3 separate regions of the Homo sapiens genome follow, and regions 1 and 2 are each linked to region 3. Evidence: read pairs that join two places in POLR2A ChIA-PET (ENCODE). Cell type or tissue: MCF 10A. All regions are shown on one strand. Region 1 has its middle 120 kb from the start of RFC3. Region 2 overlaps LOC102723406 (a long non-coding RNA gene). Region 3 has its middle 180 kb from the start of RFC3.

Region 1 (4,000 bases), 52 kb after region 3:
AGGCTTCAAAAAGAATAGATTGTAAATATTTCTCATCATACTTAAGGTCTGTGTTGATGTCAATGCTGGTCGGCTTTTCCTGAATTCCAAAAGAGAAGAGGGCATGAGGAGGCATGTTTGACCCTCACTTCTCGTCATGGCCTGAGCTGTCCTTCAGGTTAACTTTGGAGTGCCCTGACTGAGAGGAGGGAGTCCATTCAGATGGTTTGGCAGGGGGGCCTCAAAATTTTATTTTTGGTTTACATTCCACTCACACAGGTACTGTATATATTTATAATACATATAGGGGTTTTTTATGTGCTATTTCCACTGGACTTTTTCTGTTTAACCTCCCCCTCCCTTTTCTGATTCCTTTTGCTAGATATGTCAGAAAATGAAGGATGTCTTTAAATTCATTAAATGACAACTTGGTACAGAACAGGAATTGCCTGGAAGTGCAGTAGGCCCTGTGACAAAGGTATATAGACACAGGATGGTGGTGGGGATAGCACTGGTTTTGCATCCAATAGAAGTAGATTTGAATAAAACCTTAGTCCCTTCCCAGTTCTATGTTCTAGGAAAATTTGTTTAACCTCTATGAGCCATGGTTTATTTATTAAAAAAAATATAGCTAGCAGTGCTACCTAAATCAAAAGGTTGTTACGAAGACTGGAAATAATATTCATAAAATACTCAGCATCACATCTGCCATAGATGCAGTCACTAAAATAATAGTTTGTGTTAATATCGATAATCATGATCAGCAGCAAGTATACAGTTTTCGTGCATAAAAGTATGTTTGTATGTGACATTGTGAGAGCCTCAGCCCATGAATGGCTCAGCCAAATTCTCTGATCTTCCATGTCCTTGAGGGAGAGGAGAATGTCTGTCCACTGCAGGAAGAAAGATTGGTCCCACAGTAGCTGTGACACACCATGCATGGCAAGTGGTAGAGTGCTCATGAATAGCAGAAATCAGTCATGCTTCCACTGTGTGCAAGCCCTGATGTAGGCCTATTAATTTCTGGGTATTCTTGACCTAGGCCTCTAAGAACTCAGATTTAAAGGCATATTCATAACCATCGTATTTCTCAAGATACGAATTCCTTATCCCCTAGAAGTGTCAAGTGCCCCAATTTCCCATTACATGTCTCTCCATCATACATGAGACACCCACATAAATTGTTTCCATTACATACAAGCTGGAGATGCAATCTAAACTCAAACAGCAACTCTGGATAAACTGTCAGTATCTGAGTGGTCTATGGGTTTTAGCCATGCTGATTGTCAGTTTAAGTCTTATTGAAAATGAAGTGAAGTAGAAAGCAACCGGTCAGTTGGTTAATCCATACCACCATCAAGAGCTGAGATTAGGTGCACCCAGAGCATCAGCTTACACAGAGACAGCTGCAGAGTATGTGCTTTCCCTACTTGCTCTGCGTTCTTACACTGTTGGCCCAGTACCTAGCAGGGGCTCCAACCTGCTCCCGACACCACAACCTCTGCATGCAATGCCGTCTACCCTGGTGACCCTCTAAGGCTTGAGCTAAACCACAGCCCTCTTAGCTGGGGCTGGGATTTCCTTTCGAATTTTTTCAGATCTTTCCAGGAGGTGAATTTCATGTTGTGCTTCCTCAATCACTGGCTAGAGTCTGGCTGTGAGTGCACTGATATCCCAGAACCACTACCTAATATTTATTTTTTTTCCCACAATTCCTGTGCCTTATGTACTAGATTGAAATTCCTAGTACTGATACTTTCTGAGATAATATCTGTCCTTTGGATATTATTTTGTCTTGATCTTCAATTCTGCCTTACAGATGCCAACAGCTGCAAGTGGGTGGATTACTCCTTGCTTTCCTGAGTAGGGCCTTTCCTGGCCTCAGCTCACTAGGCCTTGTCAATAGCCCTGAACCCATCCTATCATGACACTGGACAAATTCCATACCTCACTAACCAGCTGTAGATAAAAACTTGAATCAACCATCATCATTTATAGACTCCAGGTAGCTTTCCCTAACAACCAGGACTTCACCTCTTCAGTGAGTTAAGTCTTCATCATCAATGCTTTCCTAATACATTTTGCATGTCTGTCTCACTGTATTTCTTCTTTGTTTTAACATTGTTTGCAAGTCATTCCTCTTAGAGTGTATATTCCTGGAGGGCAAGGCAGTGTCTAAGTCATCTTTACATCTCTATTTCTAATACATAGTAGGTACTCAATAAACCAATAAGCAGATGAACAAGGTGCCTTTTAACTCTCAAATTTTATAATTCTGGAATCTGTTAATATTGACTCATCTAATTTTGAAGTCAACAAAATGCCAAAAGATAGAGCAAGGAATTACATACACTTTGCTTCTTTATTCCTAATGTTTTTTTCCATAATAAGTTGTTGCTGTGTTCTATTTCATTAACGAGAAAAATGAAATAGAAAGAGCTACCCTTTTTTGAACACTTACTGTTAGCTATATACCATGCTAAGGGTGTATATACATCAACCCAGCCAGTTTATCCTCCTCCACATCCTATATTATCTTCATTTTATGGAACAGGAAATGGTGATATTTGTTTTCTATCCATGCCTGAGAAGCACCGCTTATTAGGTAAGGGAGAAACATTCTCTTTCCCCAAGAGTCCTTAGTGTGTAGAATTTCTTTTTCAGTTGGTGCTTTTGGCAGAGCTCAATCCCTGAGCACACTGAACTTACACTGTTCTTTCTTCATATACCAGACGCGACCCAGAATCTAGTGATGCAATCAAGATATTGACCTGGTTTTCTAAGATTATGGCAGAATAAGAATTCTGATCTTACTATTATGTCATAGTTAAAGCTGTTACACTTTGACTCTAGTTGGTTTTTTAGGGATGGAATGAGTTTTCGATTCCTTTCTTTGGTCTAGCAGGTATCAGGCAGCTTTGAGCAGTGCCCACATGAGTGTTCAGGAAGAAAGGGCACCCCCATCCAGTTAGATAATCTGGATCAACCACGCCAGTCAATAGGATGGCAAATATTGCAGGTCCACCAACAAATCATCATCTGCTTCCCCAAGGAGAAGGCTGGATTTCCCTTGCCTGGGTGGTAAATGGTAAATAACGTGGTCCTTAACTTTGGTCTGAATAGACTCTACAGAGTGGGATTCAGAACATTTCATCCAAAAATATATGGTAACTCTTAGATTTCAGACCTAGAGCCCTTATGCAATTTTCTACCATGGGGAAGTGACATCTTAGAAATAAAATACAATTTGCCAGGAATCTCTCATAATATATGTTCTCATTAGTATAAGGCTCTCAAATTGGCTTTTTCCCCTTCATTTTGAATTTGGTTTGCAGCCATACTCACACACACTAAGGTGCATCCATAAAGAAGGTAAAATCAAGCTGAGCCTCAACTACATGGATTCCAGCAACACTGTTCTTTCCTCTGACTCCAGGCCAGGGTGGAGAGCTCCTGTGAAGATGTTGGAGTGAACTGAAGCAGTGTAGGGTAGTGACAAATAACCAAATTTTACTGTTTGGAGTTTTTTAAACGTGAAATATCTAGGTATCTTTGCTATTATCAAAAAATGACAACCTCATTTCCATAAAGCAATTTTCCCCACAGCAGTCTCCAAGAGCTTCTCCACAGACCACCTCATCTCTGCACAGCAGGGTGAGAACAGCCAGAAGAGCCACCATCAGATTCACATGCATGGATTCCACTTTGATTCTCCTTAAAATGCCCAGACTCTTGAGTGACAGGAAAAACCCCATGTCCCAAAGACCTCAGCTCCAATTTCAGTCTTGTACCTCAAACTTGTTATCTTTGCTCTTCATCTGAACACTTTTCCCCCCCAAAAATTAAACTTTAGATCTGGGAATTCCCTGCCCTTTTTACATTTACAGGCTTGTAATCCACTCAGTTGAAATCTGTTACGGGCCTCAACAATCAAAACTAATAGTGAAAATGAAAAAAAATGCATCTAAAATATTTGTAATAGTGCTATTCCAAAATATCTCATAAGCTGCAGGCAACCTTC
Region 2 (4,000 bases), 72 kb before region 3:
GACATAGTAAGCTAGACAATTGAGTTCTCCTATAGAAAACTTATACTTTTTTAAACTACCAATAACCATTACCCTATTAAAAATGGCTTCACAAATATGACAGTACAGGAGAAGACTCATAGGAGAACTTCTCAGTGGGTAGACTGGCCATTCTGATCTGAGTGCAAATAACACCAAGGCAGAGTTTACTTAAGCTTATGTCTATAAAATTTAAGTGTTGAAGTGGGAAGATATTAATTTATATGCATGGCCTGTTAAATGGCTAGTTTAGAGCTATCAAATAATCTTGTATATGATGTTATACTATGTTATTCTTTGTGAAAAGGTAATAAGGACAGTGTAAATTTCAGGGCTACTTCCTACTCATACCTTGTTGATAAAAATGTAGATTGGTTGAATACTTCGAAGAGCAGTTTGGCAATATTGAATATGAGCTGTAAAAATACATAACCATTGTAACATGAAGACCTTATGTAAATTAACAAGAAAAACTCATCTGCAGTAAGCCTTATCGAACCCCTTGCCTGGGCTAAATGCTCTATTCCAAATAAATAAATAAATAGTTTGTAATTAGAGGAGGGTTTTTATGTTCAATTGTGAGATCAATCTTTAAGAAATTTTAAGGATTTAATAGTCTTATATAATTAGAGCTTGAAGTTAAAGGGAAAAGATGTTAAATGAGGTGAAAGTGAGCAGAAAGAAATCTTCTGCATATAGAGGTAACATCTCAATCAGAAGAAAGAAGGTTAAAAAAAGACCCGCATCAGTTAGGAAGTGGTAATTACACTAATATTTCATTATTAACTTCAATCGTAATTGATTGACTTTTTTGACTTACTGTTGTGATGAAATGGCAACAGAGTAGATTATTAACTTTCAGACAGAAATATTAATTTTCCCTTTGATCAATAGCTTAAGATAGAGATAAAATAAAATGAATAAGGAGAATTATGCTTGTTCGTGTTAAAAATTTACTAACCAGCAAAGGCATGAGAATGATATAATGGACTTTGGGGACTTGGGGAGAAGGGTGGGAGCGGGATGAGGGATAAAAGACCACATATTGGGTACAGTGTACACTGCTTGGGTGACAGGTGCACTAAAATCTCAGAAATCACCACTAAAGAACTTATTATCCACGTAACCAAAGACCATCTGTACCACAAAAACTAATGAAATACAAAAAAAATTTATGAGCCAAAGGGAAATATCAGTGTGTGGCTATATTCTAAGTACATCCAGTTTAAAGTAATGAATATCGTTTCTCATCTGACCCATTTAAAGCTGGGCTTCCATGTGCCACTGTGTATCAATAAAGGCATCTATGAAAGAGCACGGGGGAGGAAGTCAGAATCTCTAAAAACTAGCTACTCATTCTCATGTACAAGTTAGATTATTTGGGGATTTGATTTTTCTATCCATTGTGTAGTCATACCATTTATGTTTTAGATATTAATAAGCAAAACTTTGGACATACCAGGACACTCATAGATGATTTAAACTTTGTAATTTATGTTACCCATTTGACCCCCATTCAAAGACTCACTAATGAACTTTTAACCCTTAACTTTTCTTGGCAAGAGCATTATATTTAAACTGGAAATGCATAGAAATCATCATTGGAACATTTATAAGGATCATTCCTACTGTAATTCGCTAACAACTCACTACTAGGTGGATTGCTTTTTGTTCAGTTTTGCTCTTTTCTGGTTTACTTCCAACCTGTTTACTGAGACTGTCTTGGTAATGCAAATCTTTCTTCTTTGTTAGTCCACAGACAGTTTGCTCATTTCGGAAGAAAGCTCCTGACTGAGGTTCTTTAGATGCGTTTAACGGAGGGACAGCTGTGCAGAAGCATCACTGTCTCACTCTTTTCCAGACTGATCAAATGAAGCGTCTGTCATGTCACACATATGGAGTTCTCTACCAACAGCAAAGGCTATTTAGTCAAGGTTAGAAACAAATATTGTGTTGGATTTTTGCTTATGATATGTTTTGGATTTTTCTTTGAAGCTCTGATTTGAAAGATATACAGAAAGATATGGCTTGAGGGAGGAAATATGAATATTATCCTCAACTACTCCCATGTTCATACCATCCTGAGAGTTGGAGGCATCATGCTGCACCTTGGGTATCCTTGAGGAGAAATCCTTTGGTAAAGACTCTAGTCCTATGGATTGGCAGAAATTCCCAGTCTGGTGTCTGACAGCTCCTCCTGTGCACGTTTTGAATTTACTGGGCATGTGTCAGACTCCTGAGGGGAAGACATCTCCTGCTCTCCAAAGAACTGAGATTCCATCACAACGGATTTCAATTGTTCGAGAATAACAAGTAGAATTACCTTTATTTTAAGTTGGCTTGGCAATTATAATTCATGTTGTGCCCTATCACAATTATCAAAGTGAGGAACTCCTCACAAAGTAAACAAAGGTCTTTCAATCCATAAAATTAGTATCTCAATTCAACTTATTTTGAGTTTATTTATTTTGCTTTTGAGAACAAAATGTCTAGTGTGTAGATAGTTAAAAATTAAATGCAGTAGCTATTTATAATGCCTGCATTTTTCTGCATACCTTATGCTATATATTAGTTACATAACTCAAATACTCAAGTCTAAGAGTCAGAGTGTTGGAAGGGACTTGGTCTGTACTTCTGAGTCTTCTGAGCCAGCAAGGCCACACTCTTTCCCCATCATTGCCTTGCCAGCAGTTATTCTATATCCTATATTCAAGTTCATCAGATAAAGAAACTTGAACAGTTTCTAATGAAGGAGAGCAGGCTCAATATCCTGTCCCGCTTTCTAAGAGGTGAGTGTGCTATGCAGGGTCCAGGGATGAGATGTAGCCTGCTTTGTACCAGATGCCTGTCAGTCACAGAAATAACTGCTTGCTGTTTGACTATATGTATAACTGGATGCTATGAAGTGGAGAATATTTAAGAGGACCTGAAACCATGTCTCTTCTGGGACTTAAGAGTGTGTGGGCTTCTGAGAGCAGAGGAGGTACCAAGAAAACCCCACTGCAAGGATAGCTGTGAAAGAAAATAACCAGGGAATTTGCTAGGCCAATGTCCTCAGGACCTTAAGTTAGCAGTGTGTGGGAAACAACAAAGCCTGGTAAATATTAATTAAATTGCACACCAGAAACAGAGATAAAGAACTATATATTTGCTTCAATAAGCAAGCACCTGCAAGATTTCTTGTTTTCTGCCTGCATAGTAGCATCCTAATCGTCAACCATCAACTGTCCCTAGTCTCCCTTTCCAGGTACCAGAATTTCTTACTTATAATGCGTTAAATCAAGTTTAGCCTAAAGTTGCCTCCTTACATATTTTTGAGTTCAACCTAAACTTTTCTCTGTACATTGTGAATTATAACAAGTGGAGGTGTAAACAGACTGTAGCCTACACTTGTGCCAGTCACTGAGTTTTGGCCAATCAAATGTAGCCAACTGTTCGAACCATGTTCAAATAAGGCAAACACCAAGATGTAACCAATCCAGCTGTTTCTGTACCTCACTTTCATTTTCTGTATGTCACTTTCCTTTTTCTGTCCATAAATCTTCTTCCACCACGTGGCTGTGCTGGAGTCTCTGAGCCTACTCTGGCTTGAAGGCTGCCCAATCCATGACTTGTTCATTACTCAAACTCTTTTAATTTGTTTGAAGTGTTTCTTATATCAAATGCAACTTACATTTTCAAATGGCATTGGAATACAAACTATTTTTTCAAATATCTTTTATACTATGTTCTAAATGCAGCCAGCCCTCTGTATCCAAGGGGTTCCACCTCCATGGATTCAACCAACCATAAAAATGTTCAGAGAAATCATTCCACAAAGTTACAAAAAGCAAAAACGGAACTGGATACACATCAAGTATTATGTTTAATCCACAAGAATTAAGTGATGTATAGGCATTATATTAGGTATCATAAATAACCTGGAGATGTTTTAAAGTATATGGAAGGATGCACATAGGTTGAATGAAAATACTAGGCCAAT
Region 3 (4,000 bases):
TTTATTTAATGTGTATACACAGGAGCCTTCAGAATGAAGACCCAAAGACACAGGGGGAATTGTTCATCTTTAGGCTTAGGTTCAACAAAGTATGCACAGCCATGTAGAAATAGGACTAGACACAAAGGGTATGATCTAATGCTGATAGACTGAGTGGGGAAACCCAGCAAAGCCTGTGTGTCTAGATCCTGCTTGGCCTCTATGAGCATGCATTCCTTCATTCTGAGTATGGGGCAGGACTCTCTCTAGAATAGGGTTCTTATGGCCTACAGTCAAACAACTAAGTCAGATCATTTCCTTTCTTTTCTTTTTTCTTTTTCTTAAACAGAGACAGGGTCTCACCATGTTGTCAACGCTGCTTTCAAACTCCTGAGCTCAAATGATCCTCCCACCTTTGCCTCCCAAAGACTGCTGGGTTTATAAGTGTGAGGCCACCACACACAGCTCAGGTAATTTATTTATGGCCAGTTTTTACACAGAAAGGTGGAAGGAAACTTAGAGTCATATTTTAGGTTTTATGGCTAGCTCTGGGAATGAGAGTTCTGGTTTCTATGACCCACCTTGGGGAAGAGTGATTCTAGTTTCTATGGCTAGCTTTGGGAAAGAATGGGATTGAGAGACAGGAGGGCAGGAGAAGATCAGAGAAAAAGTTTTGCTTATGAAACTACTTCTGAGGTCTTCATTTTGGGGTATTGTTTTCTGAGCCCCAACAAGCCCATACTTTATTGAGTGTCTACTGTACTCCTGGAACCGTGCTGTATGGCTGTTTTCTCTCATTTAATTTCCAGAAGAAGCCTGTGATATACTGATTATTATTCTCATTTGTTCGAGATCAGGAAACCGAATTCCAGAAAATCGAGCAGCTGGATCGTGTAACTTTTGGTAGCAAAAGTTTTTGTCTACTCTGTCCCATACAAACTACTGGAATAGAAATGAACAGGATTGTGATATTTTTGTCATGCTAATGTAAAAAGGAAAAAGAAATACTGACTCTGTTAATTTTAAGCTATAACTATTGCATAACAATGATAGATACAACTATTATCTACCAATGGTGGTGCTCATTCTAGACTCTAGGCTCTTTGAAAATAGTAATTTGTCTTTTTCATCTTTGTGTCTTCCCTTCTTTTCTTTCCCGTCACCCTACTGAAAAACATTGTATTGATACAGAGTACTGGCAAGAGGGTAGTTGGATGAATGACTAAATTAATGAATTGATGAGGGTGATTGATCTTTTCTGACGTTTACCTAGGAGAAAAGGATAACAGTCTAGAGGGTAAAGCTTGGGAGGTAGGGAATGTGAATAAATTAGAGCTCAAAAAATAAACACCTGGATTTAACAAATGCTTAAGTGAGGGAGGTGTGATCAGCAATGCAGACAGAAGGCTGCATTCAGCAGCCAATTTAAGAAAGATGCTTGAGAAGTTTCAAGACAAAGAGAATTTGAGCAAAAGTTGGTGGGCCTGGAGCAAAGCTCCAGCCAGGGAGAAGAGTCTGTGGCAAGAACACAGGACGGCTGTGGGTCTGGTCACTCAAGAGTCAGGCACTTCCTGTGCTTCAGGCCCCCTGCAGAAACTTGTCTCTTCTTGAAGGCTTCCAAACATTCCAAGGGGTGACTCCCAGGAGCCCCGTTTACAAGTTAATCAGCAGAAGCTTACAAGATCCAGCTGCTTAATTTTCTGGACTTCAGTTTCCTGATCTCAAACATCCAAGAGGCCTTAAATAACCTGCCCTGAGTCACACAGTCAGTAAATGGCGCAGGTGGGATTTAGTAACATCTGGCTGACTCCAGCCTCTCCTGCTCTGTCTATCGCCCTGTGTTTCCTCAAAGGCCGGATGACAGTGGGGGCTGTGAGATCCCCAGATACTGCAGAGGAATGCTGGGAACAAACAAACAAACATTAAAAAAAAAAAAAAAAAACCTCCCTACTTGCTTCAGAACAAATAAAGCTGAGATCAAGGAAGCCAGGTTTGGACTGAGGCAAGAGGTCAGGGTGAACTCATACACAAGGACAGAGTTTCCACACAATAAATATTTATTAAGCAATCGCCCTGCAATGAAGGCCTGCAAGAGATGGATCACTGCTTCCAGCTGCTCGGGAAAGGAGAGCCATACAGCTTTCTCACAAATATGCATGCATGTATAATACGAAATGCATTGCTGTACCTTGAGATTCTCTTAAATACCAGTGAAGTGAGTTGGGTACTTTACATAGAACATGCACACACACACACACACACACACACACACACACACACACACACAGATAGAGGAGGACTTTTAGGAAGAGCTTGACTGTCTTCTCTGGTTCCTCCTGCAGAAATCTTCAGCAGTCCCTGATGCCTAAAAGAACGCTGCGTATTTGCCTGTTTTGCCTCCATAAGGGAAGTGTCCTGCCCACCACGCCTTCAAAAGGAATGGCCTTCAGGCCTTGTCCTTGGTTCCATTTGACCCTGTCCTGGCCACAGCCAGCTGGACTAGGGGTGGGCACTCAGCACCAGCAGCCAAGCCAACAGCCGGCTGGAGACTCATAGTGTGGCCCAGAATAAAGTCAGGGCTGAGTCAACCAGACTCTATCTTGGGAATGTGAATTGAGAAATATAGACTTGAGATCAGTTTGTTCACGAGACACAATAAAGGAAATTAGCTTTGGAGAAAGTTCTTTGTCAGGAACTCTCCTGTCGCACACCCGGTTCAGTTTGGTTTTGCAGGTCAGCATACTTTCAGCTGGTGAACGGGTGCCAGTCTGCCATGGGGCAGGCATCCTCACTTCCCCCCAGCGCCTCTCTCACCTGGTCTAAGCCGCTGGTGAGCAGCTCACACTGCACGCTTCTTAAACTTCCCCAACAACTCTCCTAACTCAGACTACTCTCTTGCATCAGTGAACTCTCCATGCCCTCCTTGCTTCCCCCAGGAGATTCTAGACATCTGCTGAGAGAGGCTGGATGGGGAGATGGGCTAAGATTCAAAACTCCAGTTTGGACACCTCTTAGCAAGGGCTGCAGGTAGGAGATATCTGGCTGCTCCTCCAGGTTCTCCTTTAAAAATTGAGGACTCTTCCTACTTGTTAGCTTCAGTTTTGAGGATTTAACTAAAATTATGAAACAACAGGGAAATTCCCAATTGGCAACCTTTTACAAAAGGATGGGAGCTGAACCTGCACAGTTGAGAAGCTTTAAGGACAAGAATGGACCACCCATGTGCAAAACAAGGCAGTGCGGGAGAATCGGAGAGGGTTGAAAGCATGGGCTCCAGGGGCCCCACAGTACTGGACTCAGGCCTGGTCTGGCCATTTCTTGGGTGTGTGACTTGGGACAACACTAACATCTTTCTAGCCTAATTTCTTCACCTGTAAAATGGAGAAAATAATAGTCCATTCAGATAATTATCACAAAGTTAGTCCAAGTAAGCAAAAGCTACCTATAACAGGAAGAGCCCTGGCCCTTGGGGGTAGCATCACATAGGCAGAGATGTGAATGGTGCCTGATTCCCGAATGCCGGGAAAATGAATTGGGTACTTTGCACAGCGCACACACAGAGACACGCAACACTCACATACACATACAGAGATGACAGAAGTTTAGGAAGATCTTGTTGGTAGAGAGGAGACAGAGAAAAACAGAGATACAATGAGAGGCAGAGAGAGTTGAAGAGGCGTCATGCGGCCATGAAAGAGAGGGGGAGGTCAGTTCCTAGAGCTGACAGATTTCTACTTCCAGCTGTTCTTCCACTCCAAGCCTATAATTGACAAAACAAAACAAAACGAAAAAGCACTAGCAACTACTTGTGGGTGAGTCTGTGTTCCAAAAAAGCAGAACTAAACCAATGAGCAACCTCCTGAAATGCTCCACTCCCTCCCCTGGGAGTTTCTCTGGACAGATCTTAAATATGGGCTTTTCTAGGAATAATGACACTCAAATGTTGAGATGGCTCCAATATAACAATATGCATGTGACAGACTTGCATCATTAGAGTACAAAACCTTCAAGTCAGAAATAG

The links. Peaks named below come from ENCODE experiments on the same cell type or tissue, not always from the same donor. Only the 100,000 strongest peaks of a DNase experiment are listed, where the experiment ranks them.
Region 1: POLR2A ChIA-PET joins it to region 3 with 8 read pairs; 5 of 35 experiments call an interaction of 5 or more read pairs at or near these places.
Region 2: POLR2A ChIA-PET joins it to region 3 with 6 read pairs; 3 of 35 experiments call an interaction of 5 or more read pairs at or near these places.

What each region holds. Positions count from the first base shown.
Region 1 is chr13:33,692,686-33,696,685 of GRCh38, forward strand. No RefSeq gene overlaps it. Among named protein-coding and RNA genes, the nearest start is that of RFC3, 120 kb to the right of the region's middle. In MCF 10A, no CTCF peak of the experiment used is centred here; no DNase peak of the experiment used is centred here.
Region 2 is chr13:33,568,892-33,572,891 of GRCh38, forward strand. It overlaps LOC102723406 (a long non-coding RNA gene), which reads left to right. Exons shown (of 6, transcript XR_007063750.1): 3 at 1,771-1,952. It also overlaps a transcript of STARD13 not described here. Among named protein-coding and RNA genes, the nearest start is that of LINC02344, 240 kb to the left of the region's middle. In MCF 10A, no CTCF peak of the experiment used is centred here; no DNase peak of the experiment used is centred here.
Region 3 is chr13:33,640,938-33,644,937 of GRCh38, forward strand. It overlaps a transcript of STARD13 not described here. Among named protein-coding and RNA genes, the nearest start is that of RFC3, 180 kb to the right of the region's middle. In MCF 10A, no CTCF peak of the experiment used is centred here; DNase peaks (open chromatin) are centred at 1,914 and 2,554.